Linked DNA regions of Mus musculus: region 1 is linked to region 2. The links are chromatin contacts, found by Hi-C in ENCODE. All regions are on one chromosome and are shown on one strand. Each heading gives the region's core, a stretch centred on a gene start or an enhancer-like site at or near the end of the contact. The rest is flanking DNA. Distances are from core to core; before and after follow the strand shown. Region 1 overlaps Clmp (CXADR-like membrane protein). Region 2 overlaps Gramd1b (GRAM domain containing 1B).

Region 1 (4,744 bases), core at 383-2,882, 310 kb after region 2:
TAGGGCTCCCTAGCTCATCCCTCTATCATACCTGCCCCTCCTTCTCATGATACATGAGAAACTCAATCACAGAGTAAAAAGTAAGTCTTTGTTATAGTCTAGGAAAAGTATTTAAATCTATCAAGAACTGGAGCTAGAGAAAGGGCTCTGTGGTTAGAAGCATTCGCTGCTCCTGCCGTGGACCCAGGTTCAGTTCCCAGCACCCACACGGTGGCCCATGAGCATCTGTAACTGCAGATGCAGGGCATCTGAGCCCTCTTCTGACTTCCAAGAGCACTACGCAATCGACTGTGTGCATGCACTCGGGCACTTGGGCAAAAGAAAAGTTAATACATCTTTTAAAATTTACTACTGATTGTAATGACTTACAAACACGCACATACGAATACCCATTTAGTTAAATGTATAGGCTCATCTTCCCCTGTGTGCATACGCTGGTACTTGTGACCACACAGGGGAAACTATTTATAAAATTAATAACAGTTATGAGCTGGAAAGTTGGCTCAGTGGTTAAGAGCCCTACTTGTCACATAGGACCACCTCCTCGGGTACCAAGTACAAATATGTTGAGCACTTGTACACATAAAATACTAAAAGTAAATCTAAAAAATATTTTGTTGCTGGTGGTGGTACATGCCTTTAACCCCAGCACTCAGGAGACATAGACAGGCTGCTCTCTGAGTTCAAGTCCAGTCTGTTCTACAAAATGAGTTCTGGGACAACCAGGGCTATACAGAGAAACCATGTCTCAAAGAACAAAAACAACAAGAACAAAAATAATAATTATTTGAGAGGGTTGAAGGGCCTGGGTCAAGGAAGACATTAGTGTTTAGTAGTAGTAATAATAATAATAATAATAATAATAATAATAATAATAAGGCTGGAGAGATGGCTCAGCGGTTGAGAGCACTGACTGCTCTTCCGAAGGTCCTGAGTTCACATCCTAGCAACCACATGGTGGGTCACAACCATCTTTAATGAGATCTGATGTCCTCTTCTGGTGTGTCTGAAGACAGCTACAGTGTACTTACATATAGTAAATAAATAAATAAATCTAAATAATAATAATAGCAATAACAACAACAATAGAGAGCCAGGCGTGGTGGCGCACGGGAGGCAGAGGCAGGCGGATTTCTGAGTTCGAGGCCAGCCTGGTCTACAAAGTGAGTTCCAGGACAGCCAGGGCTACACAGAGAAACCCTGTCTCGAAAACAAAAACAAAAACAAAAAACCCCAACAACAATAGAGTATGTGAAACCTTCAAAAAGGCTTATAAGTGTCAATAGTACTTTGGGGTGCCTGTGTGCGCGCGCGTGTGCGTGTGCACGTGCGTAGTGGCTATCCTTGTTAAATTGACGTCACACCCACAAATACGACTCATCCCTTTTGCTGTGTCCTGGGAGGGTAATTAGGGCCTTTTTCACAACTGAGAAACCAAGAAGTTGTCTGATGCTGTCCAGTACATTTGGAAGCAGAGACCCCAGGCCTCGGGGTTTCTAATTATTTTGTTATTGGGGGAAGTGCTCCTCCCAGGATGCTTGTGGTCTAGTGCTCTCAGTCGCTCTAGCTGGAAACCCAAGGGACTAAAGAAACGCTAGAGGCTACAGCAGCAGCGGCCGCCGCCGGTCCCTGGTGTCTGCCCCCAGCTGTCGCAGACCTCCCGCACATGTGGTTTCAATCACCCAGCCTGGCGCCTTCCGCCAGCGCAGAAGCCCTGCAGCTCCGAGAGTTCTGCGACTCTTTGTTTAGGGAGGAGCCCAGCCCAGCCCGGGTGGCCACCCTCGGGAGTGGCTCTGATCTTTGCCTTGCAGATCTATAAAACTGCGGCCATGGCAGGGCAGCTCCGGGAGGGAGGCTGCAGGCTGCAGGAGGCACGGGAATTCGGGCTGCTGCAATTTGAGTCTCCAGGGATAGGAAGGCCCGCGCCCTCTCTGCAGATTCTTGCCAAATCAAACACCCAGCAGATGACCGGAGCGGGACCCTGGAGAGACCGCTGGTTCTTAGCAGATGGCCATCTCCCCAGCCTGTCTCTTACTCGGAATCTTTCCCGGTTCCTTCTTCTGTGTGGGGCACAATTTTGTGAGCTACAGAAATTGAGCTTTCTAATTTGATTTTCTAGAGAAGGATTTGAATAGAAACGCACATGGGACTCAGGAAGGTGGGCACAGACGGTTGACTTACTTGGTTTGGAAGGAGGACAAACCCTGACAGTCTAATTTAGCAGCCTGTCACGCTGGGAGCCAAAAGACGTTCTCCAGCCCGTAAGCCCAGTTCTTTTTACTGTAAGTTACTAAAAGAACCCTTTGGGTTTCACGTTGCACTCGGTATTTCTTGAACGCGGTATCCTGGGCTGCAGCCATGAAATGTTACACTGGAGGTAGAAATTTACTGCAGACTTCTTCCACAACCCCATACCTGGTCTGCATTCCTGAAATATCTGTTGCCAGGGAAACGGCGATCTCCCTTTGCGTTCTTAGTCTCATTAATAAAAGAATTTTAAAACGGACTCAGAAGGAAGCTCTAGAACAATTTTATTATTAAAGTTTGACAGAAAAACAACATGGCAAGTAAGCTGAAAGGGAACAGGGGAATAGCGGGGAAACTAGGAGTGGAAGTCAGAAAGTAAGAAAGCCCGGGTGTCAGGGAAAGCCTGTTCAGGATTTGGGCTGCTATGAAGGGAGGGGCTAAGGAAAGGGGAATCCATGTTTAAAGGAGGAGCCAGGGTTCTGAGCTCTCTGGGACATTCATTGCAGGTCTTTAGCCTTGACCACAACATCTATAGTAAACAGGCTTTATAAAACAGAGTTGGCGGTTTTTACAGGCATAACTTAATTTTTTTTTAAAGTTCATTTTATTTTTTAATTGTGTGTGTGTGTGTGTGTGTGAGTGTGTGTGTGTGAGTGTGTGTGTGTGTGTGTGTGTGTGTGTGTGTTTGCGCGCACATACGCATAGGAGTACAGACACCCACAAAGACCAAGAGAGGCCATTGGGGCCCTGAAGATGTAGTTACAAGTGATTGTGAGCTACCCAAGGTAGGTGCTGGGAACTAACCTTGAATCTTACTCACTCTTCCCTTCCCTAGACATAACTTATTTTTTAGAATATCTATATAAACAACGCAAAGATGTTTGATCATCTCCCCAGGTATTTTATTGTTATTGAGATAATTCAGAAACAGAAAATTTCAGAGGATCAAAAACAGCTCGTTGTTTAATGTGACCCTCAGATACACTGCAGCTGGTCTCCACGACACCAAACCCTCCCTCCCTCCCTCCCTGTGTGGCATCTGTCACAGTGCTAACAGCTCATATGCTAGCTTTACAGACTCAGACTTAAAGCCCCCCTGCTTTAAACCCCCATTGGCTCCTCTTGGCCTGTGTACCAAGAATGACCTAATCCCCTCAGTATGTTATTGCAAAAGAAAAAAAAAACTATTCATAATACTTGCTGGAGGTGGAAAGGAGAAGTCTTTCTAAAGGAAGTATAAAAAATTTTTAAAAATAATAATAACTTTCCTTTTACCCCTCCATGTTCTTAGCCAGGTCCCTATAACAAAAGACAGATGATCAAGAGAAAAGCATCTAAATTTAATGTCTTCTCTGACATCAGAACATTGGCAAGGAAATGAAGGCTCAAAGAAATGATTCAACCTGAGTGTTTTTATAGTGGAAAGTTGTGGGGCGAGGGGAACGAACTGGAAGGCCAGGCTGTGTGAGGCTGTTCACCGCTCCGTGTCCCTCAGCCCTTTTCTCTCTGGGTATAGGAAGGACATCTCTCCCAGAATCTGCGTGCTACAGGAGAAGATCACAGGATCCCTCTGCTTTTTCCTCCCACCCTTTCAGCTTAAAATATTCAATGTGCCAAAGTGTTATCTTTTCGGGCCCTATCCGTGGTCACTACAATGGGATTTGTAGGAGGAGAGAGAGATGGAAATGAACTTTAAATATAAAAAGAATAGATTTGCAGCCATGGAGCAGGGAGGGGAAATCGGAGGATAGAAACATTAAGAATGGGGCAATTTTTTTTTTTCTAAAACAGACCTAATAAAAGTAGAGCATGAGCCGGGCGGTGATGGTGCACGCCTTTAATCCCAGCACTCGGGAGGCAGAGGCAGGTGGATCTCTGAGTTCGAAGCCAGCCTGGTCTACAAAGTGAGTTCCAGGACAGCCAGGGCTATACAGAGAAACCCTGTCTCAAAAAACCAAAAAAAAAAAAAAAAAGTAGAGCATGGTGGTAAGCCAGATAGATCAAGAGTGGGATGTGTCATTAAAGTGACTCAGGAAGTTTCCTGCTGACATAAGTGGGTCAGCATAGCACCCAGGGTTGAGAAGAAGCAAAAGAAGGCCTTAGAGGGTTCTGACCCCGGGCTCAGTCAAGGGAAATGCTTGCCACCACACAGACCTGACCCTGTTCTACCTTTCAGCTGGATTTCTAGTGTTAACATCCTGTCCGTCCTCCAAGGAAGTCAGTGGAAATGTCTCGTCTTTCCCTGATTCCTTTAGTGATTACATATGACCTCAGGAGTCAGCCTTAGGAAATGTTGGGGAAACTGTTACATAAGAACTAGCCATCTCTACGTGGCTAGCCCATGCACTACCTCAAATAGCTTTCCTTTGTTGGTTCCCAAAGTAAACGCTGTCTTGTGAGTCCTGGGTTGCTCTGCACCCAGGATGTGGGCCTGGGTGAAGAACTGACCTGGAGACTTGGAAATCCTAGCTGGCTATTTGTGTGAACAGAAGCTCTG
Region 2 (4,043 bases), core at 628-3,127:
TCTAATAATAGACATAAGTACACAGATGTGATTGGGACATGGTGACAGACTGCCAGCTTCTTACACAACACACCTAATAGTCTCAAATAGTACTTAGAAAAAGCACAGGTTGCGAGAAAACTGCCAACCTGCCTACCAGCTTGGGAGGCTCGCTTCTGTTTAACGGCTTCCATGGGAACCTGCAGTAAGAGAGGTAGCTGGACAGAGATTTAGAGTGTGTTCAGAATGCAGCTCAATATTTTCCTCACTCACCAAAATCCACAAGCACTTTTCTGTTAAAGATTTTGTCTACCTCTAAACATGCCCGTGGTGTCTGTGCTTCGTTTGATTTGGGTTTGCTTTGCTCAATTTGAGACAGTGTTGTTTTGTAGTCCCGGCCGTCTGGAATTTAACTAAGTAGCCCAGGCTGGCCTCAAAGTTGCAAGGGTCCGCTTAACTCTGCTTCTACAATGCTGGGATTACAGGTGTGAGTCATCATGCCTAGCTGTGTTTTATGTTGTTTAAACAGAATCTCACTATGTAGCACAGGCTGGCCTCAAACTCCAGATTCTTCTGTCTCCGCCTCCTGCATAGCAGAAATTATAGGCAGCACTGGGCTCAGGTTCCATGTTTGTTCTTTAAAGGGGGAGGGGGCGGGGGCGGAGGCGGAGGCGGAGGCGGGGGCGGGGCAGGTCTCCTTCAAATCTTATTTTAACTTTTCTTCATGGCTATTGGCACTGCTCTTTGGCTGTTAAATCTTTGTCAAAGCATAATAAACTGGGTGCTTGGGGGATAGAGGGATGGTTCCGCGGTTAAGAGCACAGATTGCTCTTCCAGAGGACCTGTGCTCAATTCCCAGCAATCACATGGTGGCTCACGACCATCAATAATGAGATCTGATGCCCTCTTCTGGTGTGTCTGAAGACAGCTACAGTATAGTCATAAACGTAAATAAATAATTCCTTTTTTAAAAAATTAAAAAAATAAAATGGGTGCTTTAACATGCACTCACATGGTGCTCACAACCATCTGTAACTCCAGTTTCAGGAAACCTGATACACTTTTCTGGCTTCTGCTGGCATGAGGCATCCAGGTGGTGCTGAGGTATATGCGCAGACAAAACACCCATATACATTAATAAATAAATAAATCTTAAAGAGAGAAACCCTGCCCCAAGAACCAAATAAATAAATGAGTGAATATAATTTAAATATTAAAAGCAACTAGAAAATCCATTGCAGTCCATCTGGGTAGGGGGTGACCTTCACCTGTTTATGACAGATAATACAGAGAACACCCAAAGATGGCAGAGCAGATAGCTGAGTTGACAGTAGCCACCAGTCACATATTGTGTGACTTTCACTGAATGAGAAATGCAGTCCTTAGCTGCCCTTTAGGTATTCACTATCCATAAGAAGTGGCTTCTGTATTGGGCAGCCAGAAGGTTTGCATTTTCTCAGAGAGTATTACTGGGCAGCACTAGTGTAAGAAGTTTCCAGCTCAACCAAGGATTGACATTCTCGCTCTGCCGCTTGTGTTCTGAGCAACTCAGAGAAGCAAGCTAAGTCCTCTCTCGATTCCCATGGCCTGCCTGTTCAGACCAAAGTGAAAAGGCTCCTTACAAAGACTGTAGGACCTGATAATGTATACACATTAACAAAAGGATTGCTAATCAGTAAACGAACACCCAATGAATGGCCACAACCCTTGTATCTATTATCGTATCTTACAGGGTTCTCTTAACCTGGAACAGGACTCTGTGGTGGGCAGGTCCATCGCTGACCTCAGGGTCTCTCCTCCTTTCTTTGTATTTCACTATGAGATCAAGGCTGGCGGACTCCACTTCCCTCTGTCTCCCAGATCCCCATGGTCTACTCGTCACTCACCCAGCTGCTCAGACCTGTCTCGCAGCACTCTACACCCAGATTACTTTAATGGGCTCTCAACTGCTTTTCCTGTTGCCAGTCTGGGCCCCTTTCCAGCCTACCCTCCACAAAGACAGTGATATCCCGGACAAGGGTGATTCCATTGCCGCAGGCCATTCCCTGGCTGAAAATCCTGGGACTAGCCCAGGGACAGAGTTCAGTGGTTAGAGAGCTTTGCCTAATGTGCACATGCTTGGACACTCACACGCACACTCACACGCGCACACACACTTGGGGCTTCACATAATTTTGGAGCAAAGGTCACACTCTTATCTTAACAATAACAACTCCGAGCTTGACTGCTGTGTCACTCTGCAGCGACCTCATCTCCTTACCTGTAGCTCCACTCCACCCATGCTTCGTGTCCCCGCCTTTGAGTTTACTCCTCTGACCTGTACCAAACTCACTCTATTTCTTCCTTTTGCTCAGTATACCCAGTGATCCCTGTCCCGGGGCAACGCTGGCCTAAGGATTGAGCCCCAGGTTCTAGTGTTTGGCTGCTTCTATCTTAACTCTGTGGAGGACCACTTAGTACACTCAATTTCAATCCTTAGAAGATATTCCACAGGAGTTACAGAGACAAAGTTTGGAGCTGAGACGAAAGGATGGACCATCTAGAGACTGCCACACCTGGGAATCCATCCCATAATCAGCCTCCAAATGCTGACACCATTGCATACGCCAGCAAGATTTTGCTGAAAGGACCCTGATATAGCTATCTCCTGTGAGGCTCTGCCGGTGCCTGGCAAACACAGAAGTGGATGCTCACAGTCTGCTATTGGCTGGAACGCAGGGCCCCCAATATAAGAGCAAGAGAAAGTACCCAAGAGCTGAAGGGGTCTGCAATCCTATAGGTGGACCAACAATATGAACAAATCAGTACCCCCAGAGCTCGTGTCTCTAGCTGCATATGTTATAGAAGACCATCACTGGAAAGAGAGGCCCATTGGACTTGCAAACTTTATATGCCTCAGTACAGGGGAACACCAGGGCCAAGAAGTGGGAGTGGGTGGGTAGGGGAGTTGGGGCGGAGGGTATAGGGGACTTTTGGGATAGCATTTGAAATGTAAATGAAGAAAATACTTAATTTAAAAAAAGGGAAAAAAAGATATTCCATATTACAAAATAGCATCCACATTATTGGAGTGTTACAGGAGTTCAACTAAAACTCCCAAGACAGGCTGGCACTGAGTAGACACACTATGTATGTAGATATTATGTCTTCCATTATTCATCCAAATTAAAATCTTCAGGAAAGAAGTCTTCCGGATGGCTATCGCCTACATTCTAGTATGTGTCATCCTGAAATGGCCTTTTTCGAGGTTGGCATGCTTAGATGGATTCTAATAAATAATTTGCTTCACAGACAAACATGGTGTCACACGTCTGTAATCCCAGCACTTGGGAAGCAGGGGCAGGAAGAACTCTAGTTTGAGGGTAGCCAGGGCTACACAACAAAACTGTGTCTCAAAAAATATACATGATAATCACTTCACTTCACTGTATCTTCTACTATAACTAATAATCATTTGAAAGTGAAAGGCCCATTTTAATTGTCATTTCTTTCCATTTTAAGTGCCTAACACTGCCGGGTGGTGAAAGGGCACGCTTATCCCACCAGCCCGTTCAGAAAGACTCCTTTTTTTGAGTGCTTTCAAATCAACATAGGTTGGGTACTTGCCTCCTTGTCCCTCCACGTTTTCCTGATACCAGGGTTGAAAGGATCCCACTCAACATTCCAGGGCACAGAAGGGGCCATCTGCGACTGTTGCTTCAAGAACAGAAGCACCAATGCTGAGATCTGGTGGTGCCAATCAGAATGAGACGGAAACAAAGAGGCCATCACAACAACCACCCGCTGCCTCCTACTGCCAACCCTCCGCTGTCCTACACACATGCCAAAGGCATGACCTAGAGCTCCATCATGAAAGGGCAGGAGCTGTGCTTCGTACTTAGCAGGACGTTCATCAGAGGGTGGCAGGGAGGACTGAGGCTCTTCAAGTACACACCAGGAGCAAAACTTGGCAGTAGGCTGAGCCTGCCCACTGTTTGCTCTTCCTATCGAATGGTATGAGTTTCAGATCTCCATGCCAATCACAATACATGCTACTCCAAACACAGAGAATTGGACTATGGCTG

What was found. A loop is a pair of places that touch in the nucleus more often than their neighbours do.
Region 1: a map of v-Abl transformed pro-B cells shows a loop between it and region 2 (2.3-fold over the local background). The contact joins two enhancer-like sites. A Hi-C loop is called at or near these places in 2 of 37 maps with a recorded cell type or tissue (gastrocnemius and v-Abl transformed pro-B cells).

Annotation. Positions count from the first base shown.
Region 1 is chr9:40,729,164-40,733,907 of GRCm38, forward strand. All of the region lies in intron 1 of Clmp (CXADR-like membrane protein), which reads left to right. Among named protein-coding and RNA genes, the nearest start is that of Clmp, 46 kb to the left of the region's middle. RefSeq lists an enhancer at 614-3,244. Within about 2 kb of position 1,633, at least 1 of the 3 ENCODE cell types and tissues checked has a DNase peak (open chromatin) inside an H3K27ac peak, as active enhancers do.
Region 2 is chr9:40,418,939-40,422,981 of GRCm38, forward strand. The region is part of intron 1 of Gramd1b (GRAM domain containing 1B); the gene reads right to left. The region is part of intron 1 of Gm51668 (a long non-coding RNA gene); the gene reads left to right. Among named protein-coding and RNA genes, the nearest start is that of Gm51668, 4.0 kb to the left of the region's middle. Within about 2 kb of position 1,878, at least 1 of the 3 ENCODE cell types and tissues checked has a DNase peak (open chromatin) inside an H3K27ac peak, as active enhancers do.